Regions from separate parts of the Homo sapiens genome. Here region 2 is linked to region 1. A link is an interaction called in ENCODE POLR2A ChIA-PET data of the cell type or tissue named here. Cell type or tissue: GM12878. All regions are shown on one strand. Each heading gives the region's core, and the rest is flanking DNA. Links, peaks and the distances in the headings are about the cores only.

Region 1 (2,927 bases), core at 280-2,779:
CTAACAGTGTTTTGGAAAATGATATGTGACTGACAGTGGTCTGACGCCATAAGAGTATAATGCCATGTTTTTACTTTACTTTTTCTATGTTTAGGTATGTTTTGATACACAAATACCATTGTGTTACAATTTCATATAGTATTCACTACAGTAACATGCTGTACAGATTTGTAGCCCAAGAGCAATAGGCTATACCATAGAGCCTAGCTGTGTAGTAGGCTATACCATCTAGGTTTGTGTAAGTACACTCTATGATGTTTGCGCAATGATAAAATTGCCTAAGGATGCATTTCTCAGAACATACCCTGTTGTTAAGCAATGCATGACTATATAGATCAGGGCTTATACTGAGAACCAAGCAGTGGTCCCAGCCTTGGCTGCACTTTGGAATTGCCTGGGAGCTTAAAAATTACTGTTGCCTGGATCAATTACTGGTGCCAGAGATTCTGATTTAATTGATCTGGGGTGTGCCTGGGCATCACAATTTCTAAAAGCTCTTCAGGCAATTTTAATGCATAACTTACGTTGAAAACCATTATTAATGGGTGGGTTACAATTGCAATGAAAACCAGGTGTGTGTAGGAGGTTGCTGTGCTGAGCAGTGTGACAATGTGGAGGGTAAGAATATAATTGGGATAATGTTGCCTTAGTAACGAGAGAATTTTCAGGAAGCCAGAATTACCCAGGTAAATTTGAGAAAAAATTTCTTCATGCTCCACTCCCTGTCCTAGTCTGATTTGTGCCTAGTAGCTAGATAAGAGCTGGAATATTAGCTATGTGTTATCTCCTTTGCGTCTTTGTCCAGAGATCTCAACTGTGTTTTGCTAAAGAAGAACCATTCTAGAGAGCCTTTCCTGTAGTTAACTTTTCTACTCCGTACCTTATCTGTTCAAGGAGTCCTTTCTCTGAGTCCCTCTGGAGAGTCTCCTTTGTGCCCAGGAATACCTCTTGTGTGTAGGAGGTATCCTCCCCTAGCCCAGCCCGGCATAGCTCTGTAGAGCAGTCCCACAAAGTTGGCTGTCATCGGAGCTGGCTGAGGTGGTATGAGTGGGGGCATAGGCAAAGGTCCTGCAGTGGTGGGAAAGAGTGTTAGTAAAATTTTCCTAAAGGAGATGTAACTGGCCTCGGGAGGGCAGGTCTCCTTAGATAAAGCTATGAATATGGGTGCTGGGTCTTTGAGCAAAGGTTTTACAGTGGGTGTGGTCCTATTTTCCAGAGAGGAATTAATATCAAACATTTCCAGGAGAGGAATTATGCCAAATATTAATATTGAGCTCTTTTGTGCTAGGAGCTGTGCAAAATACTTTGAATTCATTATATTAATCCATTTGGTATCCTCTTGAAGTAGTTACTACTATTATCTCATTTTACAAGCAAAGAAACAGGTTCAGAGAGGTTGAATAATTACTCCAAAGCATATAGAGTGAGTTTATAGAGGATCTAGGATTCAGGTAAAAGTCTGCTTGACTGAACCTTTAACCAACACGTTCCTTTGGCTCACTTTAGTGTGTGGTGGGAGGAGTGTCTGCCAGATGGAAAGTACCAAGTGGTTTAGTGAAAAGGAAATGGGCAGGATAAGAGAGGAGCCACGATGGGCCGAATCAGAAACCCCAAGTTTCTTATTAAGACAAGTGAAACCAAATTCCTTCCTTTAGCACATTTTGATTATGGTTGACAAAAAGAGGTCACCTGGTGTAGTATAGCTGCACCTCTGTTCTCTCCAGGAAAGAATTCTGAGTGAGGCAGGTGGAGATAGAGCAAGAGAGAGACATACACAAGGACAAGAGACATAGATATGGGATAAAACTGACAAATGGTGCAAGGAGACAGAGATGCAGTGGTACAGAGACAATGAGAGTGACTGATAGAGAATGGTGTACATCCAGATCCCGAGGGGATTCCAGAATGAGAAGGGGAGGGATGAGGTAGGTGCAGGGATGGTGGACTGTGGTGACTTTACCACTATGCAGTCTATGCATATAGCAGAATTGCACTTGTACCCTTCAAATTTATACAAAAAAAAAAAAAAGGACGAGGAGGATCTCTTTAGGACTTTTGGGAGAGGGGCTCACAGGGGAAATTGTGACTGAAAACTTCTGACTGATTACTTCTCAGTTAGAAGCCCATACATTCTTCTGCTGCCTGATTATCATGATTCCCTAGGATCCCTAAATTCCCTACTGATCTACCCCAACACTAAGTAAGTCGGTCTTTCCTTTTGACTCAGAGAGAGACTGAAACTAAAAGTTACTGAAGGAAAATGGATGACTACTTGGTCCTGGATGGAGATCATGAGCCTAAGGGCTGCGCTCTTTGGGCCATATCCTGCTTATAGGATTTGCCTCTGGTATGGCATGAGAGACAGACCATCTGCAGGGTATCTGAGGGTGGTCTGAATGGAGAGCATGGGGGGAATAAACAGATGGATCTTTTTATCCAGAGAACACGAGGTTCTCAGTATGAACCTGTAGGGCAGTATAGAATAGTATTGACAGCAAAGACTTTAGAGTGATAAAGAGCCCTAACAAGTCTCTTCATGTCTCTCAGACTTCAAGGATAATCACACAGACCCCTCACACCTTATTTGAAACTTTTAGGGACAGATATTTTGGAATTCAGTTTTTTTCAGATTATAGAAAAGGAATATGATATATATATATCATATATTAAGGAATACCCCAGTGGGATTCAGGACAGTGCCCTATAATCAAACATCAACATTTCTGAAGTTAGATGTATGAACATTTACACTAAATAAGATAAATAAAGATTATAAATAGGATCATGATGGTTGAGATGTCAGCTTTTGGGCCAAAGTTATAAAAAAATATTGTTTCTTCAGAGTTTTATTTTGGAATTATGGATGAGGGATTGTGGGCTTATAATTAATTCTCAGGTTGTCATGAGGAATGAGAGTGTGGTAAAGC
Region 2 (2,927 bases), core at 119-2,618, 100 kb before region 1:
CTTGCAACATTTCTATCAAGGGAAGGGCTGAAATCTTGATCTTTTCTCTAAATCAGTGGGTTGGGGGATCTAAGAGAATACTTCAAGCAGACTCATTTTGACGTTTAAGCATTAATTACCCAGCCAGACTGTTAAATACATTGGACTTTATGATAGTGAGAGGTTTGTTCTTCTAATCCTTTTCAACTAGCTGCTAACTTGGCTCTCGACTTCCAAGGTTTATAAACAAGTGAGCCTCAAATATATGGACATGACCATCCACCCTTTATTTCTTCCTGAAATACAGACACAATAAAACCCACACATTTTGCCTAGCAGATTTCAGGTTATACTAATGAGAGGAAAGTAAATAGAAAAAAACAACATTCTAACTCACATTGAACAAAAATCAACTTAAAGCTTACTTGAAGATGGCAGAATACTAAAACTGTAAGGATAATAGAAATACCTAAAACAGGGGAAAAACTTCAAAAACAAGAAGTAACTACAGGCAAAAATTAAAAATAAATATAATAAATTAAAAAGCTTAATAGCATGTTTTAGTCTGTTGTGGTTACTATAAGAAAATACAATAAACTGAGTAGCTTATAAACAACGGAAATTTATTTCTCATACTTCTGGAGACTGGGAAGTCCAAAATCAAGATGCTGGCAGATCCAGCATCTGGTAAGGGTCTGCTCTCTAGTTCACAGATGGTGCTTTTTCTCTATGTCTTCACATGGTAGAAGGGCTGTGGACTCTCTCTTAGGCCTTTCTTATAAGGACATTAATCCCTTTAATTCTCATGATCTAATCTCTAATCACCTCCCAAAGGTGCCACCTTGTAATATCATCACCTTGTCTGTTAAGATTTCAACATATGAGTTTTTGGGGGACACAAACATTCAGATCATAGCACAACTTCAACAAAGAGCAAAGCTACAAAAGCCAAACCCTAGAGGGAATCTCCGCAGTGTGGTAAACACTCACTTAGCAGATTGACTTTTCAGCACTGATTAAAGGAGCAGCCACATATATTCAAATAGAATTATGCTGTACTTTACTGATCCTTGCTCGCTGATTCACAGCGAACTGACCCAGCACTATGCACTCCATCTAAACTAGGTCAATTACCCTCTTTTCTCTAGACCAGTTGTTCTCAACTGCAGGCATACCCTCCACCACCGACCCCAGGGGGGACATTTACCAATGTCTGGAGACACTTTTTAGTGTCACAACTGGCACCTAGTAGACAGACATCGGGGATGTTGTTAAACGTCTTACAATGCACATGATAGTACCTTACAACAAATAATTAGCCTATCCAAAATGTCAATATTGCCAAGATTGGTAAACCTCAACATTTGATTGATGCCTGATGTGACCATTAAACAGACTATTTCTTACATGGGTATCTATAGTTAAGAATTGGTGAAAGATATTCTGCTAGTATGTGATGAAGGGTGAGATGGGGGAGCTTTAAGTTTTACCACTTCTTTTTCTTTTTTTTTTTTTTTAGTTTTACTTATTTTTTAAGTTAGAAGATATTGCCTAGAATTCATAAAAACATTGCAATGATACAGGTTGTAATTCCGGATAAATTGTTTGGTAAAGAGAAAGTTGAGTTTATTATTTTTTTCTTAGTTAGTAATAAACTTATTCTATGCCTCTTTCTCTACAGTACTCAATATAAGAGACTGTGCTGAAGCATTAATGTAACAATATTTATTGTTAGTCAGGATGAATCCCTCACTCACTCTGGAGTCCTGTAATACAGAACAAGCTATTTCTGTTGTGAAGACTCTACAATTCATGCTTCTGCATATGATCCATAATGGAAAAAGATCCAAGTTAATTTAGGATGACCTTCTACCTTGCCAATGATAGCACATCAGACAAACTCCAGGAATGTGTAGAAATATTCTCACAAGGATGTGGTGAAATTTTGTTTTTTGTTTTATTTTCCAAAATACTAGTACTCATTATCAGAACACCTTTCTGTGTCTGTGGTATAATAGAACAGGGTTCTGGAATGTTCCCCCAAAAAGGCACCAGTGAACATATACCATCAGAGCCACCAGCAAAGCAAAATAAAAGGGAGTGAAAGCTTATAAGATTATTTGCAAAGAGTAATTTTTAGGGTAAGACACAAAAGGGTAGGAGTACGTATATATCTGTGTATTTTTCAGAGATATCTTAAAAATTAGTTTTTTAGAGGGTTTAATTTTGTATTTTTAAAAAAATTATAAAAATTTTGTCATTCGTAAGTTATTTACATATATATGCTGCTATCAAATGCACTTGTCACCTGTAGAGAACAACTGATGCCAACACGAAGTTAATAGCAATAGTAAGTGAAAATAGAAAACTGTCACATGGTAGTGTTATTAAGGGGTCTCACCATATCACCATGTCATTAATTTTAATATGGATTTTAATATTTAATATGATACAAATTAGCTTTAACTGTGATTTTCTGCTTTTGATTTAGGTGTGATTAAACAGAAAGGGGGAAGAAACATAGTGTGGATCCGGTGCAGACACACATCATCCCCACAGCGGGAAGTTAAAAAGGGGTTTAATGATGTAGAAAAGGGCATTCAGGTCAGTGCATGCTGACCAGGCTTGTCAGCAGTTTGTCTGAAAGGAACAAGGAGGATTTAAAGTCACAGAGACTCATGTCGGCTTAAGAGTCATGCCTCTCACGAACATCATTGTTATGCAAAGGGCACCTGTACAGCCAAGTCACTGTCCATAGTGCCTGGTTTGGTGATTTGTTCAGTGTAGGCAGGACAAAGCGGAGGGGGCAGAGAAGGCTTCTGCGACAGGGAAAAGTACTAAAATGCTTAGGAGAAGCTGGGTGGTACCTGGGGCCCCTTAAGAGTGATTTGAGGAGGTAGATATACCTCTGGAACAGATTAAGCACTGGCAAAGGCTTATAGATCATT

What was found. Peaks named below come from ENCODE experiments on the same cell type or tissue, not always from the same donor. Only the 100,000 strongest peaks of a DNase experiment are listed, where the experiment ranks them.
Region 2: POLR2A ChIA-PET joins it to region 1 with 7 read pairs; 3 of 35 experiments call an interaction of 5 or more read pairs at or near these places.

Annotation. Positions count from the first base shown.
Region 1 is chr11:6,202,257-6,205,183 of GRCh38, reverse strand. No RefSeq gene overlaps it. Among named protein-coding and RNA genes, the nearest start is that of C11orf42, 1.8 kb to the left of the region's middle. In GM12878, for the core only: no CTCF peak of the experiment used is centred there; a DNase peak (open chromatin) is centred at 1,543; H3K27ac peaks cover 188 bases.
Region 2 is chr11:6,303,585-6,306,511 of GRCh38, reverse strand. No RefSeq gene overlaps it. Among named protein-coding and RNA genes, the nearest start is that of CAVIN3, 15 kb to the left of the region's middle. RefSeq lists an enhancer at 2,253-2,927. In GM12878, for the core only: no CTCF peak of the experiment used is centred there; no DNase peak of the experiment used is centred there.